Regions from separate parts of the Mus musculus genome. Here region 1 is linked to region 2. A link is a loop called in an ENCODE intact Hi-C map of the cell type or tissue named here. Cell type or tissue: heart. All regions are shown on one strand. Links, peaks and the distances in the headings refer to the core of each region. The heading gives the core; the rest is flanking DNA.

Region 1 (10,205 bases), core at 831-8,830, 180 kb before region 2:
CATATTGAGTCGCGTACAGAAGGGCGCTGGACACGGGCTGCTTCTACTGCAGAACAAGGCCCCATCGTGGAGCGACGAAAGCGGCGCATACGTACTCAATTTTCACGGTCGCGTCACGCGGGCTTCAGTCAAGAACTTCCAGATAGTGCACCCGGATGAACGTGAGCTGCTAGCAACCCGAAGAAAGATGGGGGATGGGGGCGGAAGGGGGCACTCAAGTACAACTAAGCAGGGTGGCTGCCTCACGGTCGCACGGCCTCTTGGGAAATGTAGTTTATTGAGTTCCTTGCGTTCCCTAGCTTGGTAAGGGTACCGCGAGTGCGGTGTAACAAAAAAGAATTTTAACTAGTTCCTGGTTTGCTCCTCAGCCGACCACCTGGTGCTCCAGTTTGGCCGTGTGGCCCCAAACATATTCACGATGGATTTCCGATATCCTCTTTGCCCGCTCCAAGCCTTCGCCATCTGCTTATCCAGTTTCGATGGGAAACTGGCGTGTGAGTAACTGAATAAAATACCATCCCTCACCAACTCTGTTCTGTGCGTTTGGAGAAAGCTTCACGGCATGCCTCCTCCTTTCTTTTTTAGTTTTTTGATACTCAGTCTGGTCTCCAACAACTATGTAGCTGAGGCTTGCCTTGAACATCCGCTCCTCCTGCTTCCACCCCTGAAGTACTGGGATGACAAAGCACGCGCACCTTTGTGCCTGGCCTTGTCTTTTAACAATAAATCTTTTGACTATTCTTTTTTTAGTTAGTGTACAAAATAATGGGCTTCGTTATAACATAGATGTCGTCGTTGCACCTTGTGTATATATGCCACCCTTCCTTGTCCCTTCAATTTTTTTGAGACAGCCACACTATGTTATGCTTGTCTTGGAACCCAAGCCAGTCTCCTGCCTCAGCTTCCCAGTGCGGAGATTACTTGTGGCACCTTACATAAGGAAGTCCCTTACACAGGACTGTGTTTTAAGAGGGTCTCACTAGATCAAGTTGGTCTTAAACTAAAGTTTGGACACCATTTTTAGCCTCCCCGGAAGCTACCAATAAAGAACACACGTAAGAGTTTATCACTACAAATTAAAAGGCTTTATTTCTTATTCAAATAAATAAATAAATAAATAATAGGAAACTACTCAGGCTTAGCCCCGCCTCCCTCCCAAGTACAGGCTGGGCGAAGGGGTTTCACTGGGAAGGGGAGAGGGTGTGGTCACATCTTGGGTCAAGGGAGTGGCCTCAGAGGAAGAGCGAGGCTCGGACTGTGGAAGAGATGGGTTTCTAAGGCGTGCCCATGCTCTGGCCCTGGAATCAGGGGTAAGGTAGGGACCCAGCTTCTCCTCTGCCTGGGCAATGCGTCGAGCAAAGCGGCTTCGATCTCGTGCAAACTGCTCCCAGGGACCTCGACGGGCAGCTTGGGCTGGTCCTGCCCAGACAGCAAGGAAATGGACTGTGACTTTCTCAGCGAAGTGTACCTGGGGACGGGGACAATAAATAAAAAAGTCTGTCACGCAAAAATGTTTGGTATTTGAATAGTCACCTGCCTGCCCCTCTGATTCACTCTAAGACACAGATGTCCAGGCCACAACTACCACTCTCCCTGCCTCTTACAGGAGATTGCAAGAGAGTGAACACAGCCTTCCCAGCAGAGTTCATATGCAAGAAGTCGCAACCCATGGCTTCCCTGGAGTCTCCGCCTCCAACACACTTCCTTAGGGATTTTCAGGTCCCAGACTCTTCCTCCTCCCGACTCAGAATCTAGGCCCTTTGAATAAATTATATATTAAAGAAAAAAAAAAGGCAGTGTGGAATTCTATTGTAATCCCAGCCCTAGGACTATAAATTCCTGAGCCACAAAGTAAGCGGCTTTAGAATCTAGTCTAACACTCACCTTCCGAGCTTTTAGAGGAATCTCGGGGTCCTGATCCCGGGTGGGGGCTTTGAACAATCTGAGCCGCCTCTGCAGTCGAAGGGGCAGCTTAGGTGCAGCCCAAGGTGATTCTGGCTTCTCTCCGGGTAAATAGAAGGCCACCTGGAAGAGAGGGGGCTCTTCCCCACGTCCCTTGGTCTTCTCTCCTGGTAGACAACGCTGGGGCTGAAGGCAGGGACTCTGGCTTGAGTCAGCTGTTTCTGAGTCACCTGGGGCCACATTCTCACTGTCCTCTTCCTCTTCTGTGTCATCTTCTGTGTCCTCTCCTGGGCGATACACCCAGGCCTTCAGGAAGGGACTTGTATGTGGGGTGGCACCGGTCTGAGCTGTGTCTTCCTCAGCTGAATCCAAATCGCTGTTTTCTTCCTCTGTGTCCTCTCCTGGGCGATACACCCAGGCCTTCAGGAAGGCACTTGTATGGGGGGTGGCACCGGTCTGAGCTGTGTCTTCCTCAGCTGAATCCAAATCGCTGTTTTCTTCCTCTGTGTCCTCTCCTGGGCGATACACCCAGGCCTTCAGGAAGGCACTTGTATGGGGGGTGGCACCGGTCTGAGCTGTGTCTTCCTCAGCTGAATCCGAATCGCTGTCTTCTTCCTCTGTGTCCTCTCCTGGGCGATACACCCAGGCCTTCAGGAAGGCACTTGTATGGGGGGTGGCACCGGTCTGAGCTGTGTCTTCCTCAGCTGAATCCGAATCGCTGTTGTCTTCTTCCTCTGTGTCCTCTCCTGGGCGATACACCCAGGCCTTCAGGAAGGCATTTCCAGTACAGACAAAAGTTGTCTCAGGTCCTCCTTCCTCAGCCTCAGCATTCCGACAAGGGTGACCCTGCCCTGCCCTGTGTGCCTCTACCTTGGCTTCTCCCTCCTGCTTAGGCTTCTCTCTAGAGTAGTACTCCCAGGCTCTGGAGTGGGAGCCTGAAGAAGGAGAGTTGGAGGGGTCAGCCTTGTTTTCTGTTCCTTTTTCTTCCGTGGCTTGATGTTCTGCCTCCCCCAAGAAAGGCACAGGGGTGCTGGGTTTGTATCCCGGAGCTATGGAAGCAGCAGAAGCTTGGTAAGTCTTCACTGTTTCTCCATCCTCTTCATTCTCAGCTGGACCACCCTCCAGCTGTGATGTGGGATAAGCGGGCTCAGCCACTCCCTCTTCTCTAGCCACCACCTCCCCAAGCCTCTTATCAGCCCCTTGCAGGCCAGCGGGCTGTAGTGTGGCCTTGCCAGCTGTGCGTTCCATTTCCTTCTCTCTAAGGTCATCTTGTCCTGGCTTTGCATTGTACTCATCAACATTTGAAAGTCCCCAAGTTTCAGGAGGGGAACTTTCAGCTTCCACAAGGCAGAGCCTCTGGGCTGCTTGACTCTGTTCAGGAGATCCACTTTCTTCAGTCTCCCCATGAGGGAGGAGGTTACCAGAGACAGGGGTAGGTGTCAGCAGAGCCGCAGCTTCTATCTGATCTGCTCCTGTTACTGTTTTTGCCAGCCATGCCTCTGGGACTTCTGGGCCCCTCAGGCGGCTCCAGGCCCGACTGAGCAAGCCCATCAGTGGGGACAGGAGATAGAAGTTGTGGGCGTCCCTCCAGTGCAGGACATGCTGGGGTCTTGGGCTCGGGGCCATGTGTCTGGGCTAGAAAGGGGGGAAATTTGTTTAGAAGTCGCTCTGGGAAACAGTCTCGGGTCACAGCACTGAGTCATGGTAACAAATAGTCACAGCAGCAACACGTGAATGCCTGCCTCGAATTCCAAATAACATTGCTCACACCCAACTCTGCCACTTGGTTAATCTCTCTCAACACCCAAGCTCTACATCCTTAGAACCAAGAGCCCACACTCTTAAACCCTTCCCTTAGCCCCAGTCACAGTTCCTGGCCAGCCCTTCTCAGACCTGTAAGAGTCTGGCTTTTTAGTGACCTTTCGTTCCTCAAGCTTGTGTTCATGCCCCTAAAACCTCCCTCTGCCTACCCCTCGGACCCTGGTTATTCCTCCTGGGGTCCTTCCCTTTATTTGGCGCTATACAGATATTGCCGGTCGAGCCTCCCGGCCCCTTTCCCTTTAAACGAAGAGTGTAGACGTGGGCTCTCCTCTCTCAGACCAAATAAGCCATCTGGGCTTCTGTGCCTTTTCCCCAAACCTGGAATCGCCCTCCAGCTTGCCCCCTCAGATTCCACAACTCTCTCCAGTCTCCTCGCCAGAGAGTCCTCCCTCAAAGGCCGCCCCATCCCCCACTCACCGGCGGGCTGCACGTCACCCCGGGGGCTGAAGCGCCGGTTCTGGTTGCCAAAAGCGATCGTGGGTCCGGACTGCTCGCGAAGCCAGCGGGTTCATGTCGCCCTCAGGCGTGGGGCTCGGGGACGCAATGTTTCACAGGCTGTAGCAAAGGCTGTCCCGGCCGGCAAAGGGATGCGGGGTCGCGCGGGATATCGCATGTAATCTTCCACAAACTCAGAGCTGACTCAATCTGCGCCAACATCGTCCACGCGGCTTTTATACCCTGACGCGGCGCTGTGCTGACGTCACCGGAGAGGCGGGGTCTCGGAAGTCCCTGGGAAAGGTGGAAAGAGGAAAACAACACTGAACTTCTCGCGGAGACTCCGCGCTCTGTGAGGTCACCGCAGCTTCTCAGGCGTGCCCTAGGCTCAATCGAGAGAGCCGTCGATCTCACGTAATTTCCGAGCAAGTACGCGAACCTTATCTGGCAGTCACGTACCGTGCCATTTCCCTTTCCTTTTATTTTCTTTATTTGAGAGGCTGGGACTGGTTTCCATCTCTGTAATCCTCCTGCTACTGTCTCCAGAGTGCTAGGATTAAGGGCGTACACCAAGACTTCCGACCTTTTTTCTCCAAGCAAGAGTGACTTTTTTTTTTTTTTTTTTTTTTTTTTGGAGAGTGGGGGGGGTTCGAAACAGGATTTTTCTGAGTATCCGTGGCTGATCAGGCTGGTAGATCAGGCTGGCTTCAAACTCAATGATCCACCAGCCTCTACCTTCTAAATGTTGGGATTAAAGGTCCCAGCCACCACTCCCCTGTTAGCAATGGATTTTTATTAGAAGACAAAACACCCAATGTTTTTAAATTTTATTTATGTATTTTTTTTAAATGTAGGAGTGGTCTGTCTGCTTGTTTACCTACGTGCTAGAACAGGTCATAAGATCCCATTACAGATGGTTGTGAGCCACCTTGTGGTTACTGAGAATTGAACACAGGACCTCTGGAAGAGCAGCCAGTGTTCTTAACCACTGAGCCATCTCTCCAGCCTTTGTTTGTTTTTCCAAGACTAGTTTCTGGTTGTCCTGGAACACAACTTTGTAGACTAGGCTAGCCTAGAGCTCACTGAGATCCGATTGCCTCGGCCTCCTGATTCCCGGATTAAAGGCTGGTGAGATGGCTCAGAGAACAGTGACAGCCAGGCGTGGCGCACGCCTTTGATCCCAGCACTCAGGAGGCAGAGGCAGGTGGATTTCTGAGTTCGAGGCCAGCCTGATCTACAAAGTGAGTTCCAGGACAGCCAGGGCTATACAGAAAAACCCAGTCTCGAAAAAACAAAACAAAAACAAAAAACCAACACCCCCCCCACCCCCCGCCAGAACAGTGGCTGCTATCTCACACCTCACAGGCAAAAAAAAAAAAAAAAAAGACAAAAACCAAGATTTTCTTTTAATCTTTTTTTTTTTTTTTTTTTTTTTTTTTTTAAATTTTTTTATTTATTTTCTGTACATGAGTACACAGTAGCTGTCTTCAGACACACCAGAAGAGGGCATCAGATCCCATTACAGATGGTTGTGAGCCACCATGTGGTTGCTGGGAATTGAACTCAGGCCCTCTGGAAGAGCAGTGAGTGTTCTTAACCGCTGAGCCATCTCTCCAGCCCCCTTCTTTTAATCTTTATGTGAGTGTTTTCTCTCTCTCTCTCTCTCCCTCTCCCCCTCTCCTCTGTGTGTATATTATATATCATGTCTGTATGGTGTACAAGGAGGTCGGAAGATGGCATCTGATCTTGTAGAACTGGAGTTAAGATGTTTGTGAAGCTCCACATGGAGCAATCTGGGGACTAAATTTGGGTCCTCTGCAAAGAATAGCAAGCACTTAAGCCCTGACCCATCTTTCTGGTCCTTTAGTTGTTTTTGGTGGATCTGTCTGTTTTTTGTCTTGTTTTCAGACAGGGATTTTCAGTATAGCCCTGGCTGCCCTGAAACTCACTCTGTAGGCTAGGCTGGTCTGGAACTCACAGAAATCTACCTGCTGCTTCCTTCTGAGTGCTGAGATTAAAGGCATGTACCACCATGCCTGCCCAGTCTGTCTGTTTTGAACAGGGTCTTACAGTATGTCCACACTGTCCTGGGACTCACAGGGTAAGAATCTTGGGCAATTCTCTTCCTGTGTACAGAGGAGCATCAACCTCTTCTGAGGTCTGCCCTCATGGACCCTCCTTCTTCTATGTCTATTTTTTTTTTTTTTTTTTTTTTTTAGTGCACGTTTCTGTTTTCTTTTTTTTTGTTTTTGTTTTTGTTTTTTGTTTTTTGTTTTTTGTTTTTTGTTTTTGTCTTTGGACAGGGACCTGTGTTGTATTCCAGAAGTGCCTGGAACTTACTATGCAATCTGGGCTGAACTGAACCCGTGTAGGCCAGCTGCCCCGAACACTCAGCAGTCCTACCCAGTGTGGAGGTTACAAGAGAGTGACCTCAACACAGTGTGGAGAACCCTGCTAAACAGACTCTCTGTCTTCACAGGCAGGCATCTGCATTTTTTGAATTTGTACAAAGGTTCTGCTTTTATAATTTGAATTTCTGATTGTCCTGCATTCTCATGGGAGTGGGGGACCTCTGTTCAAATCCCAGATATAGATCCAGAGACCCAATTCCAGCCTTTTCCTCCTGGTGTGTGTGTTTGTGGAGAAGGGGGGAGGGGAGGGGAAGGAAGGAAAGGGAGGGAAGGGAAGGGAAGGGAAGGGAAGGGAAGGGAAGGGAAAAGAAAAGAAAGGAAAGGAAAGGAAGGAAAGGAAAGGAAAGGAAGGAAAGGAGAGGAAGGAAAGGGAGGAGAAGAGAAGAGAAGAGAAGAGAAGAGAAAAGTGTGTGTGTGTAGCCTGTGTGTTGTGTTTCTTTCTGGGGATGGATCCCAGGGCCTCACACCTCACACACACTGGGCAGTGCGCTCCTGGAGTTACTCTCTGAGCTCCTCATTTAGTGCTTTCTTCCTCAAAATGCACTGAGGCTCCACACCTCTCTTATAATGGGTTATCAGTCTGATCTGAGGGAAACATTTCAAACTGGCCACTTAACTCTGCCCTTGCCAGAACCCAACACTTCTAAGGCTGCCTCATCCTCCAGGACCGGTGCTGACCACTGCTGCCCCACTTGGTCAAGGCCATACTTGTGGACCGTGAGTCCTTACTTCTAACTCGTATCTTCCCAGGCTCCCACCAGCTAAGCTCTCTCCTAGCCTTCCCAGGTTTTGGGAATTGGAGATGCCATTTTTTTCTTGGGGGGGGGGGGGTTGGTTTTTTCAAGACAGGGTTTCTCTGTGTAGTCCTGGCTGTCATGGAACTCTCACTCTGTAGACCAGGCTGGCCTAGAACTCAAGGAGATGCCATTCTTTGAAAGACCTAGGACACCTCTCTCGAAGGTACCAGGAGCTCAGAACCCCAGTAACAACAAACCCATTCTGCCCTGGGGTTGCAGCCCCTCTCCAAACATAGAGGAGTCCCAGCCACAGCTTAGGGGAGCCCAATCCCTCGCTTAGCTGTGGGGGCAGCTGAGCCAGGGGTCAAGTTGTAGTGGGGAGGCCAGAAGAGGCGGGGATAGCCAGGATTGGGAGGGGAGCCGGCAGCGTGGGCGGCTGCCAGAGAGAGGGAGAGCCCAGCAGAGAGGAAAGAGAAACTGGGAGAGGGAGGAAGAGAAAAAGTGAGGAAGAGAACTTGAAAAGGAAAGGAAACAGATGTGTCTGGTCAGGGAGACAGAGGAAGAGACTAGAGTGTGGAAAGCGGAAGTAGAAGAGTGGAATGAAGTGGGGAGGGGGCAGGGGAAGTGATTAGACAGCAGCAGCAAGGTAGGGAGAGGGACTGGGAGAGGTGACATAGGCAGGGGTGGAGGAGAGGGGTAGAGAGAGAGAGAGGGAGAGAGACAGAGAGACACAGGGGGGAGACAGAGAGACACCGAGAGAGACAGGGGTGGGGGGGGAGAGGGAGAGAGACAGAGACACAGAGAGAGACAGACACAGAGATAGACAGAGATGCAGGGGAGAGACAGAGAGAGGGAGAGAAAGAACTCACAAGTGAGACAGAGAAGAAAGCAGATATCAGGTGAAGAGGGAGACCATTCTGAGAGGCACAAAAAGAGGTGGTGACAGATCCTGTCACCAGGACACCAGAACTGGGTAAGTCCCTGGCTGGGCGGGGAGGGACTTGCCTGGATGCCCATTCCTGGTGTATTGGGGAGATGGTTTGGGGGTTCATGAGGGAAGTCCAGGACAGGTAGCTCAGGCGCCCTGATGGAGGCAGGGATTGGAATTCTTATGCATAGAGGGGGTCACATTCCTGGCCAGTATTCAGTGGGCAAGAATAAAGGAGTCCCTATTCTATGGCCTGGCTGCAGACAGCTGCCCCCCCCCCCCCCCGCAGCTGCCAAGCCGCCCACCTCTCTTGGCATTGCTCTTGGTATGTGATCCCTGGCCATGGCCTCCCCCAGCCCCTCAGTCCCCAAACAACCGTTTCTTTCTCCCCAGCCTCCTCTGACCTTCCAGCCCTGACCCAACTCTGTCCTCAGCCTCCATCAGTGGAGAGACACAGCCCCCTTTTCTTTTTCCCCCAAGTTCTCCATGGAGCAGGGCCGACCCCGGAGCAGCCTCAGCCTGGCCAGCAGTGCTTCCACCGTCTCCTCTCTGAGTAGCCTGAGCACCAAGGTCCTTCCATGCTTCTGGGGGGATGGGGAGAGGGGGGCTCTGGGCTGTCCTGTCCCATTACCTAGCTGTGAGTTCTGTGCCATCTCTGAGGCACAGAGAGTCCTCACTGAGGACTGCAGTGGTGGAGGACCAGGGTCCTTACTGGTTGGGTTTGCTAGACTGGTCCCAAGTTGAGCATCAGCTGCAGCCGGGAATTTGGAGAGATTCCCAGCTCTGTCCCCACCCCTCTCAGTCTTCCTAATTCTAAGCCAGAAGAACAAATAAACCCAGACTGAGAAGAGATGATTATTCTTGACTGGACTAGGGGACTTCCTTTTCAGTCTATAACCATGGAACCCACCCACTTATAACCAGATGTGGTGGTTCACAACGGTAATCCAATATGGGCAGGAACATCCAAAGTTCAAGGCTATCTTTGGCTACATATCAAGTTAGAGGCTAGGTAAGACCCTGTCTCAAGCAAGACAACAAGAACCCAAGCCGGAGCTAGCTGTGGCTTTAATCTCAGTGCAGAGGCAGGCCAACCTTGGAGGGTTTGAGAATAGCCTTGTCTACTTAGTAAGTTCCAGGACAGCTAGAGCTGCATAGACCCTGTCTTGAAAAACAAAAGCAAACAAGCAAACAAACAAAAGACAAAAACCAGGCTGCAGATAGCGACATCATTCACATTCCAACATTCAAGAAATAGAGCAGGAAAAGGATCAGATAGTCAAGGCTAGCTTTGCCTACGTAGTGATTTGGGGATAACCTGGGCTATATAAACATCACCCAGGACAAAATTTGCCTTACTCCCTTAAGTTCAGAGACTGAACAGATTTGTTTCCAGCCTACTCCCAAGGAGGGGTGGTCCAAGACCGCTTGTTCAGGGGGTGTGTCCATAGGTGACCCCCCCCCCCCCGGAAGTGAAGGATGAGAAATCCCTCTCTCCCCACCCCGCAGCATCAAAGGCATCCTTCTACCATGGCTTCCTTCTAGAAATGTCCTCTGTGGGGAGCCTCCTGGTGTGGATTGCAGAGGTTCTCTGGCAGGTCTGCCTGTGGGAGCAGAGAGCCTGTTCTTGCCAGGGGCACTGCTCCAGGCTCTAAAGAAGCCCATGCTGTACTTGAATGATGTAGCCCAAAATGACCTAAAACAGGGTCTCAAAACCATGTATCCCCGACTGTCCCTCTGTAGAACTCAGAGGCCTGCCTCTGCATTCCAAGGGCTGGGTTGAAAGGCTTATGCCACCACTCAACAGCTTTCAACCTCTAATTCTGCCTCTAACCTCCAGAATGATAGGATTACCAGAGTAGAGTCAACCCTTGGTTTAGGCAGAGCTAGGACTTGAACACACGCTTCAAGTGTGTTAAGGAAGCAATCCCTTGTTACTTTGTTTGCTTGCTTGTTTTGAGACAGGGTCTC
Region 2 (10,205 bases), core at 740-8,739:
GGGTTCGCTGGTTGAGAGCGAAGAAGGGGTGTGCATTGGCACCGAGAGGGACCCGGGGCCGGCGAGGGCGATCGCAGCTTCGGGAGGTAGAGCGAGTGCAGGGAGCGGGCCCAGGCGGGCGGAGGAGTGAGCGTCAAACGGGCTCTGGGGTACACGGTCCCAGCCCCTGTATCCCGGGAGCTGGGGCTCCCGTTCTGGTGACAGCCAGGCTGGAAGTCCCAAGAGGAGGGGAGGGAAGAGCTAGGGGGTCGGGCGCTGGGAAAGGGTCGCTCCGAGGCCTCTTGGATGGGGGGTGCCGCTCGCCTGAGCGCCCCTCAAGCGCTGGTACTCTGGGCCGCACTGGGAGCGGCAGGTAAGACCTGGGGGTCCTGGCAGCATCCTCTGAGGGAGGGACAGGGTGGGGTGCCTAGGAGAGGGATGCAGCTGCTCTCTTCCCAGCTCACATCGGACCTGCACCTGATCCCGAGGACTGGTGGAGCTACAAGGAGAATCTCCAGGGAAACTTCGTGCCAGGTGCAAACAGGGTGGAGACCCAGAGCCCGACCCCATATCCCTAGGCGCCGTTTTTCCTAGGCTCAGGAGTCTGGGTCCTCGATCTTCTCATCTTCCATAGGACCAAAGCTCCCAGCCCCTGCCTTCTTCCCTCAGGAGTGGGGCCCAGCCTCTGAACCTCAGCGGCTCACCATGGGACATTATACATGCGCATTTCAAGTAGTGAGTGGGAGTGAGTGCAAGGAAAGTGTGGGGGTGGAGAAATGTGTGTGTTTGCAGCCATAGACAGGTCCTATTCCTGCTGGAAGGCACACACTCGGTAGCTCGGGTCCCTGTCCCGCCCCCTCGCCCGGGGCTTCGAAGTCCTCTTTTATAACTCTTCTCCCCTAATATTCTTATCCAGCTGTGGGACCTGGGAGACTAAAAGAACTACAACTCCCATGGGGCTACGGGGCAGGCCGGAGATTGATGAGTTGTTTTCACCCCTGAGGCTTACTGGGAGTTGTAGTTCTGTTTTCACATAGCCCTTTTAAAGATGGGAACAAGGCTTGGAGCAGTTATGAGCTCCTAGGAAGGGATTCCAAAATTCTTCGAGGAATCAGGATTCTGGCTCTCATGTTCTTTCTCTCTTAGACCCAAAGCTCCTGATTTCCTCCCTCGTTTTCTTCCTTCAGCTGGGGTTATCCCTGCCCCAATCCACACAGCAGGTCCTGCCTGGAATCCAGCCTATTTCTGTTCCCATAGGGCCTCCCTTCTGGGGCCTGGTGAACGCTGCCTGGAGCCTGTGCGCTGTGGGGAAGCGGCAGAGCCCCGTGGATGTGGAGCTGAAGCGGGTTCTTTATGACCCTTTTCTGCCCCCGCTCAGACTCAGCACCGGGGGAGAGAAGGTAAGCTTTGCAGTGGGGCGGGTCTAAGCAGAGGGGACCTGGGCTGAGGTGGATGGCGAACCATGGGGAATAAATAGTTACTCTCTGAAGATCACCCGGCCTGCCCTTTCCCACTGCTTTCCTCAGCTTCCCAATGTCTACCCAAGCAGTGAAAACAGAAGACAACTCATGCCAAGCATTGAAAAGACTAAACAAACCCACTCATCTTCACAATAACCTACTATCTTTTTAGCTTTCTTTTATGGACCAGAGAGTTTATGTTACTTGCCTGGGGTCACACAGCCATCCGGCCAAGTGACATGGTCTCAGTGTCTGTACTCAGGAAGCTCTCTGCAGTACCCATTTCTGTAGAAGCGCTGGCACCATGAGCCAGAAGCCCCAGCGTCATTTTCTCCGCCGTACCCCAGTGCCTCAGGCCGGCTTTCTCACTAGGCTCGCGGGGTCCTGTCCACCATTGTCCTCTCCCATCCGGTCCTCCTGCTCGGCCTTCAGCTCTGTGTCCTGCAGTCCAGCCAACCAAAGCCCCCCACCCCCTTGTGGAGTTCACCATCATCCCTACCACCCAAAGACTGAGGCAGGGGGAGGGACGATTCAAAGCCTCCCTGTCTCAAAAAGCCAACAACAACAACAACATAAACTATGGCAAATCCCCATAACTGCCCACGAGACCTCAAATCGGGGCTAGGAGTATTTTTTTGTTTGTTTTTCTTTTTTCTTTCTTTTTTTTTTTTTTGTTGTTGTTGTTGTTTGAGACAGGGTTTCTCTGTATAGCCCTGGCTGTCCTGGAACTCACTTTGTAGACCAGGCTAGCCTTGAACTCAGAAATTCGCCTGCCTCTGCCTCCCAAGTGCTGGGATTAAAGGTGTGTGCCACCACTGCCCGGCAGTTCAGTACTTGTTAACTGAATTAAGACACCAGTGTTAAGCACCTCAAAAGATATGGTCTGAGCCTGGGGAGTAGCTGATGCCCAAGCTATATTAGATAATCGTTGGACTTGGGGAATAAGAGTGGAGGATGGGAGAGGTTCCTCTCCCTGTGTCCCCCAATAGTTTATACCTCTCCTGCAGCTCCGGGGAACCTTGTACAACACTGGCCGCCATGTCTCCTTCCTACCTGCATCCCGACCTGTGGTCAACGTGTCTGGGGGTCCCCTTCTTTATAGCCACCGACTCAGTGAACTGCGCCTGCTATTTGGAGCTCGAGATGGTGCCGGCTCTGAACACCAGATCAACCATGAAGGCTTCTCCGCTGAGGTGGTGACCCCTCACCTGACCCTCCAACACTAGATCACCCTGGTTTCTTAGCTTATGCTTCAACCCATCCTGCTACTCAGGGCCGCCTCTCCCTACCCTAAGTACTAATTCCTGGTGCGGTTCTGGACACCAAAGCCCTGAGAGTTGAAACCATCTATCGTCTCTGAATCTTCCGCTAAGAAACCCTTCTCTGTGCCTCCTCTTCCACCCCAGGTGCAGCTAATCCACTTCAACCAAGAACTCTATGGGAACCTCAGTGCTGCCTCAAGGGGCCCCAACGGCCTGGCCATTCTCAGCCTCTTTGTCAATGTGAGGGAGGCAAGGAGGGCAACTGGCTTCCAGGGTGTGAGGGACAGGGAGGCTGGGAGGCTAGCCTGGGGTGGTGGGTCTTTGTGGAGCAGGTCTGGGCTGCCGTCTCCCTCGCCTCGTGCCTCCTGCGTAGGTGGCTGGCAGTTCCAACCCATTCCTCAGTCGCCTCCTCAACCGGGACACTATCACCCGAATCTCCTACAAAAGTAAGTCCCCCAAGCTAGGGGTGGCGTCCCCAGTTCCTAGGAAGGCTGAGGAAGGAGGGTGGGCTACAGAGTAAGTTCAAGGTCAGCCTGGGCTACTTAGCAAGAGCCAGGGTGACAACAGAAAGGGAAGAGTGGTTGGAGATGATGCAGCTTGGTCACGAGCGCCTGGTCAGAATCTCCCGGTGAGGGGCTGGGGGCCTGGTGCAGTGGTACCTGCCTAGCATGTCCGAAGCCTTACATTCAGTCTCCATACGACAACAGACATAACTAAGTCCCTGTGCATTATCTGGGACCCCCTTTTACGCTGACTTGATGTCTGCGCAGATGATGCCTACTTTCTTCAAGACCTGAGCCTGGAGCTCCTGTTCCCAGAATCCTTCGGCTTCATCACCTATCAGGGATCTCTCAGCACTCCTCCGTGCTCTGAGACTGTCACCTGGATCCTCATCGACAGGGCTCTCAATATTACCTCCCTCCAGGTGACTGACACCCCCACCCCCCCCCACCCCCGTGTGTGCATGCTACTCCTGTCCTGAGCACCACCCCGGTCCACTCACCCGTGGTTTCTCTTGAGGCAGATGCACTCCCTGAGACTCCTGAGCCAGAATCCCCCCTCCCAGATCTTCCAGAGCCTCAGTGGTAATGGCCGGCCCTTGCAGCCCCTGGCCCACAGAGCCTTGAGGGGCAACAGGGACCCCCGGCATCCCGAGAGGCGCTGCCGAGGCCCCAACTACCGCCTGCATGGTATGCTTAGTGTGTCCCCTCCTTCTCCACGTCCTGATAGTCTGCACTTATTCCCAGTGGTTGTCTCAGTGTGATACATCCCTTGTCCTTTCTCACCTCTCCATATGGAACAGCCTGCTGCAGCCCACCCCTCTTTGCAGCTTAGTCTAAGGCCTGACACCCTGTTTTCCTTGTGGTACAATTACATACTGGTCCATGCCCTCTGCCTACTGTTACTTGCCAAGATGGTACGGTCCAGGTCACCTGTTTACAAATGGTATGACCCTACTTAGAGCTGTAGTCTTTCTGCTATTCCCTTTCTGAGAATCAGCGTGGTACAATCCCTCTGTCTTTCTTACTGCCACTGTGGCTCGGCCCCGGGAAATCGGTTAGTTTCTTGTCTGGTTTCTCAACATGGTACAGCCCAGAAGACCATATCCTCTCCATGTACCTTTATGCAAACCAGCCTATTCTGCACGTCCCATGTGGCCTTCTTCCCTCCCTACATGGTCTGGTCCAGGAGCTGATCATTCCCCCAACTTGGTATATTCCATTCCCCCTTAGCAGCCTGACTAGTAGAGTCCTATGTGCTCAGCTCCCACACCCCTCAAGCCGGTGCTTCCCTTTGCAGTGGACGGTGGTCCTCACGGTCGCTGAGACTCCCCAACGAGGATTACGCCCGCCTGTTCTGAGTTTCCTCACCAGGGGAGGGGATTCACCCCAAAACAAAGCTATTAAAAGGACTGAATGTTTCCGGTTTCTCGGTGGTTTATCAGTCGCGATTGAGGAACATCTAGATATTAAAAAAAAAAAATCCTTCCCGAAGCCCACTTCTTTCTGCCTTAATCTGCTCTAATTGATGTTCTGCTTTTTTTCCTCAATGAGTCTGTGAACACTCGGCTCCTTTAAGAGGTACCCCTCTTGCCCCACACCCGCATCCGATAGCACGCGCAAAGCCATGTGCTTCCCCCTTCTTCCTGCCTCATTGGCCCGAAGTGGGTCACGGTCCCGCCTCCAGCGCCTCCTCCCATTGGCCAAATATAGGTCAGTGTCCCGCCTTCTTCCAAAAGGCGAGGCAACTACACAAGTTCAGCCCCTCACGCGCCTCCAGGGTCTTGGCATATCCCTTCATCTCATTGGCTGAGCGTCTCAAGGGCTCGAGACGTGATTGGTTCTTGCCAGAAGCCGGAGGAAGGCACGCGGCTGGGGTGCATGGCCCAAGTGGAGGGAGGGGGCCCGGAGGAGGGGCGCGCGCTCTGGCGTCCGGTGTTTTGGTTTAGATTTTTTTTTTTCCGCGAAAGAAGTTTGCTTTGGCCACGCCTCAAGGCTGCCACCTCCTCCTGCCCCCTCCTCCGCCCCTGGGTGCACACCTCTGGGTGCAGATTGCAAAGCTCCTTTCTTTGCGAGAAGTGCAAAATTGGCTAGAGCCAGAGACTCGCCCACTTGGTACAGAAGGAGCGCGCGCCTGTGTCCCTTGGGGACCCACAGTTGCAAAGAGACAGCTGCTTGATTTGGTCACCCACTCGCCCAGACTATAGGAGCCTCCCGGGACAGTCTTTGAGTTGCACCTTTCTGCAGAACTGACTGGTTGAACCCCCGCAGCGCTCTTAGGATTTGAAGCGTCCTGATCCTGGAGGCTTGCACGCCGCGCTCTCCCGACTCTGGGACACATTCGCCCGAACCACTGGAGTGTGCGGGTGACTGACATATCATCTCATCTCTTCGACTCTCCATGAGCTCATGAACCTGGGAGCAGGTCCACGGCAATGGCGCGGCCTCTGAGCGACAGGACCCCGGGCCCCCTGCTGCTGGGTGGCCCGGCTGGGGCCCCCCCTGGCGGGGGAGCGCTGCTTGGGCTGAGGAGCCTTCTGCAGGGAAACAGCAAGCCCAAAGAACCGGCCAGCTGTGAGTTCTAGTCCCACTGTGTTAGGGACTCAACTGTTGGGGTGGTGGTCCACGGCACCTATCAGCTAGGTGTCCCATCTTTGCTAGTCTTCATTAGGTCACTTAGGTCTTCCAGTCCATCAGCCTCCAGGACCAAATCTGACGCCTGGAGGGCCTAAGGGTCAAGTCCCTGGAGTGTTCCTACTTGAGGACAGAGTTTAGGTGCCAGACCCCTCTTTCTTTCCTTTGGCCTCAGAGTCTGGACCCCTGGAGTCCTAGGGGAAGGGAGGGGGTGTGTCGGATGCTCACACGGTGCAGACACGGGCTTGGGCGGGGCCTCGCAGGGTCACATGGAAACTAGGGATGAGGAATGTGCCTGAGCAGTGGAGCCCCTTCCAGCCCCAACAGACTGTGGGGGAGGGGATGAGGGTGCTGGGGGTGGGAGAATTACTGAGCTGTCACTTTTTCTTTCTCACCTGCCCAACCTTTCACCCACCCTGTCACTAAACCCTTCTTTCTAAACTTCCATCCTCGTTCTCTGGGTCGCTTGTGCTTGTGTTTCTTAATCCCCTCCCGGGCCCCTAACCCTATCCTTCTGTATACTTTTGCCTTTTCCCCCTCTCCGGGTCCCCGTCTCCCTGACCCTCTATTGCTGGGGCCTTGTTCTCTTTTCTCTCTGGGTCTCCCCAAGCCCCGTCTTTATCCCTCTCTTCTTTTTCTGGGTTCTCTCCCTGCCTGTACCCACCTCCCTGGGTCTTTGCCCTACGGCTCCCGTCTCCTCACTTCTCTGTATCTCCGCCATATCTCTAACTTGGGGTCCCTCCTGTGTCCCTCCACCCCATCCGGTCTCTCCCTGGCCTACAGGTCTCCTGAAGGAAAAGGAGCGCAAGGCAACTCTGCCCTCAGCCCCCGTCCCGGGACCCGGCCTGGAAACGGCGGGCCCAGCCGATGCCCCGAGTGGGGCCGTTAGTGGCGGTGGGTCCCCTCGGGGGCGCTCAGGGCCTGTGGCTGGCCCGAGTCTTTTTGCGCCGCTGCTGTGGGAACGCACTTTGCCTTTCGGGGACGTGGAATACGTGGACCTGGACGCCTTCTTGCTGGAGCACGGGCTACCGCCGAGCCCGCCGCCCCCCGGGGGCCTGTCGCCGGCACCCTCTCCAGCGCGCACTCCCGCGCCCTCCCCCGGGCCCGGCTCTTGCAGCTCCTCTTCCCCCCGCTCCTCGCCCGGGCACGCCCCCGCGCGGGCCACTCTGGGAGCCGCCGGCGGCCACCGCGCAGGTGCGGCGAAGGGGCGGGGCTGTCGGGCAGGGCGGGGCCTCGCGACACTTTTGGAAGTCTGCCCAATGAGATGCTGCGATCCTTTAGGGGACTTGGGTCCCCAAATGCGAAAGGATTATTCACTGAGAGGCAGTATTCTTCTCTAAGACAAGTTTCCTCATGTTCTTGGAGCCAAGACTAGAAACTTAGAACACCTTAGTTAACTGGAGAGTACTATCTCCAGAGTCTGGGTCCAGAATTTTGGGAAACGAGATGGGACTGGACTTCAAGGACACCAAAAATGGGAGCGAGCAGGCCAGAGCGGGGTACTACGTTCCCGGATCCTACACACGCACACACCCCATTCCCCAAGTGGATGGTGTTGCATCCTGCCTCCCAGTCTTGCAGAAGAGAATATCGGGATCCCTCTTCTGGCTTCTACAGAGGAGCTTTCCCATGTCCCTGTGTTGGGGACCTAGGATCTCAGAACTGTGGGAATCTGGATGGCAAAGAGCTTGGCAGGCCGGTTCTCCCACGATCCTCCCCCATAGCGCGGGATGGGTGGGTAGAATCATTGTAGATGTTGGAGCTGAGACCAAAAGGAACAAGAAGGGAGGCGACCCCAATCAAGACAAGGAGTCTCGATGTGGGACGCCTGGGTACACCTGTCCCTGATCCGACCTCCAGGCAAAAACCAGTGCTGCACATTCCCTCGCCACGTGAGTCCGCCTTCCTAGCTGCGCGCACGCGCTCTCACGCGCGAGGAGGCGGGGCCGGGAACGTGCGGGTGCTTGGTTGGGGAGGAGGGGAAAGGGGAAGCTGTAGGCCACACGTGATGCGGCCCTGAACTGGTGTCCTCGGCTGACCCGGGCTTATTTGTTCTTAAAGACACAGGACTCAACCTTTTTTAGCCAGGCTCTTGAAACTTCCATCACTCCTAGGAGTGCTGGTCTAACAGGTCTAAGCTCTGAGAAAGGGTTCAGTAAGTAGGACTCGGACACAGCAGTGGGAACAAAACACTGAGTCTGAAGTTTAGAGGTTTTAGAAGATTCACGGGATATTTAAGGCCAGTCATTTCTGCCTTACAATGATAGAATTGCCTTCCGGTGGCAAAGCATCTTTGTCACAGGGTTTATGCCTGACAGGATTTGTGTTAAGACAGCAGAAAAAACCTGTTCTGTGGTGGATAAGCTTGGCGGAGCGGTGCTCTGAGAACGCAGACCTCGAACTACTCACACATTCAAGCGATAACGTATTTCTCTAGGCTTGACATCTAGGGACACACCCAGTCCTGTGGACCCAGACACCGTGGAGGTGCTAATGACCTTTGAACCTGATCCCGCTGATCTCGCCCTGTCAAGCATTCCAGGCCATGAGACTTTTGACCCTCGGAGACACCGCTTCTCAGAGGAGGAACTGAAGCCTCAACCAATCATGAAGAAGGCAAGGAAAGTCCAGGTGCCTGAGGAACAGAAGGTGAGCGCGCCCAGATGTGGGCCTTGGCCTTGCTCAAAGCTGAGGGAAGCTTCTCTCTCTGGGGAGGAGGTCTCAGAGCTTCGTGGCCTGTAGGCATAGCCTAGCTCATGAGGCTTCTGGGGACAAGTTTTGTCCTAAGAGTCAAGTCTCCCTGTGCACAAGGGCTCAGGTTCCAAGAGGCTCTGCTGCCAATTACAGCTCTCATTGGCTGTCCCATCGGCCTGCTGCTCAGCGGCTGGCCTCGCTGGAGCTGCTCTTTGGCTTTCAACCTGAAACATCTGTAGAACTGCCTCTGCCTTGGTGCAGACTTGACCATCCAGGGACCTGGAAGTCATCCTTTACCGGCCATATTCTAATTTGTGGGGATTTCAGCAGCAAACACCTTTTTCTAGCATTCTGGTTTTGCTCTGAGGTCTCTCATGTCTTTGCCATGGCCTTGTATGCATCATAGCCATTCCAACATCTAGTTCCATCTAAGAAACCTATTCCATGCGAGTGGTTTTCTTCTGCTACAGAGCTCAGCTGTTGCTAGGAGATGGATGTGTCCTAACAAGCTGGAGCCTTTAATTAAGAGGGAGCCTAGGGAAGCATCTTTTCCAGCTGGGTGAAGGACCCATGGTATGATCCTCAGGGGAAGCCTCAGCCCCCAACTCTTCCATCAGTCAGATACGGAATGGCTCCCTGACCTCAGTTCAAGGGTAGAGGCTGCGGCTACTTACAGCTCATGTTTACTTTCTGATGAGATGCGGTTGCCTTGGCAACCAGGACACCAAACCCCATCACTAGGGGAGCTATCCAACCTTTCCTTAGCAACCAGGATCTGGAAAGGTGATGTCTAGAGCAGTGTACACTTCAGTGAGATAACCCCCCCAGACCGTGAAGGCCTCGTTGCTAGGTAACAAACATCCATAGCAACCGGCTTTCCATGGGTCCTTGTCAAGTGGGGAGTCTTGCTCTGTCTGCACAGTGGAGAATTTGAAGACCAGCTTTTTTCACATGTGCACCTGGAATCTATTTATTCTCTACCTTTCCGCCAGAGACCTGTTCTTAGCAACCAGAGCAGTAGACAACAGAAGTTTGGGTTTCTGTCCCAGCAAAGACCAATAGCCCTTAGGCCTCACTGCTGTACAGAATCAGATATGCAGAGTTCCTTTTGTTGTATCTCAGTGCCCCTTTCACCCCTCCACCCTCAGGATGAGAAGTACTGGAGCCGGAGGTACAAGAACAATGAAGCAGCCAAGAGGTCGAGAGATGCAAGAAGACTCAAGGAGAACCAGATATCTGTGCGGGCTGCCTTCCTGGAGAAGGAAAACGCCCTGTTGCGGCAGGAGGTGGTGGCTGTGCGGCAGGAGCTGTCCCACTACCGTGCTGTGCTTTCACGCTACCAGGCCCAGCATGGGACACTGTGAGGCCACCTCCACCCTGCCAGGGCAGAGTCCTGTTCCTTGCTCAGACTTACACCTGACTTCCTCCTTGTCCCATGGCCAGTGGTCTGGCCAGCTAGGTGCCCGAAGAACGTCATGATGCAGACAAATACATTTATATTTTTAAGAAAAAGCTAGCCTTCCCCCACCTCCCTTGTGGGGGTGGGGAGGGTCCTGTGTGTGCTCTTAGCATGTTGGGGAACCCATCCATCCAACCGCCTCCATCAACACAATCCTGAATAAATCTTGAGAACCCGGGAGCCAGCTGTTGTGGCGGACAAAGCAGCTACTGGCTCT

The links. Hi-C counts contacts between places; a loop is a spot of excess contacts. Peaks named below come from ENCODE experiments on the same cell type or tissue, not always from the same donor. Only the 100,000 strongest peaks of a DNase experiment are listed, where the experiment ranks them.
Region 1: a loop joins it to region 2, with 2.5 times the contacts of the local background. A loop is called at or near these places in 1 of 42 quality-filtered maps.

What each region holds. Positions count from the first base shown.
Region 1 is chr7:45,521,855-45,532,059 of GRCm38, forward strand. It overlaps Ppp1r15a (protein phosphatase 1, regulatory subunit 15A), which reads right to left and starts at 4,414. Exons shown (of 3, transcript NM_008654.2): 1 at 4,141-4,414; 2 at 1,885-3,537; 3 at 1,063-1,468. The coding sequence starts at 3,528. The coding sequence ends at 1,139. It overlaps Plekha4 (pleckstrin homology domain containing, family A (phosphoinositide binding specific) member 4), which reads left to right and starts at 7,745. Exons shown (of 20, transcript NM_001381849.1): 1 at 7,745-8,279; 2 at 8,715-8,804. The coding sequence starts at 8,721. It overlaps Tulp2 (tubby-like protein 2), which reads left to right. Exons shown (of 13, transcript NM_008807.3): 12 at 1-161; 13 at 369-533. The coding sequence ends at 502. In heart, for the core only: a CTCF peak has its summit at 5,086 (motif pointing left); DNase peaks (open chromatin) are centred at 3,087, 3,347, 4,417, 7,707 and 4 weaker places; H3K4me3 peaks cover 4,791 bases; H3K27ac peaks cover 5,545 bases.
Region 2 is chr7:45,699,988-45,710,192 of GRCm38, forward strand. It overlaps Car11 (carbonic anhydrase 11), which reads left to right. Exons shown (of 9, transcript NM_009800.4): 1 at 1-352; 2 at 439-513; 3 at 1,237-1,379; 4 at 2,447-2,632; 5 at 2,846-2,941; 6 at 3,075-3,147; 7 at 3,472-3,626; 8 at 3,726-3,891; 9 at 4,502-4,684. The coding sequence starts at 286. The coding sequence ends at 4,527. It overlaps Dbp (D site albumin promoter binding protein), which reads left to right and starts at 5,260. Exons shown (of 4, transcript NM_016974.3): 1 at 5,260-5,775; 2 at 6,619-7,029; 3 at 8,273-8,484; 4 at 9,678-10,205. The coding sequence starts at 5,637. The coding sequence ends at 9,893. It overlaps Sphk2 (sphingosine kinase 2), which reads right to left. Exons shown (of 7, transcript NM_203280.3): 7 at 9,476-10,205. In heart, for the core only: CTCF peaks have their summits at 5,698 and 6,980; DNase peaks (open chromatin) are centred at 4,964, 6,084, 7,024, 7,754 and 8 weaker places; H3K4me3 peaks cover 5,956 bases; H3K27ac peaks cover 6,107 bases; H3K27me3 peaks cover 192 bases.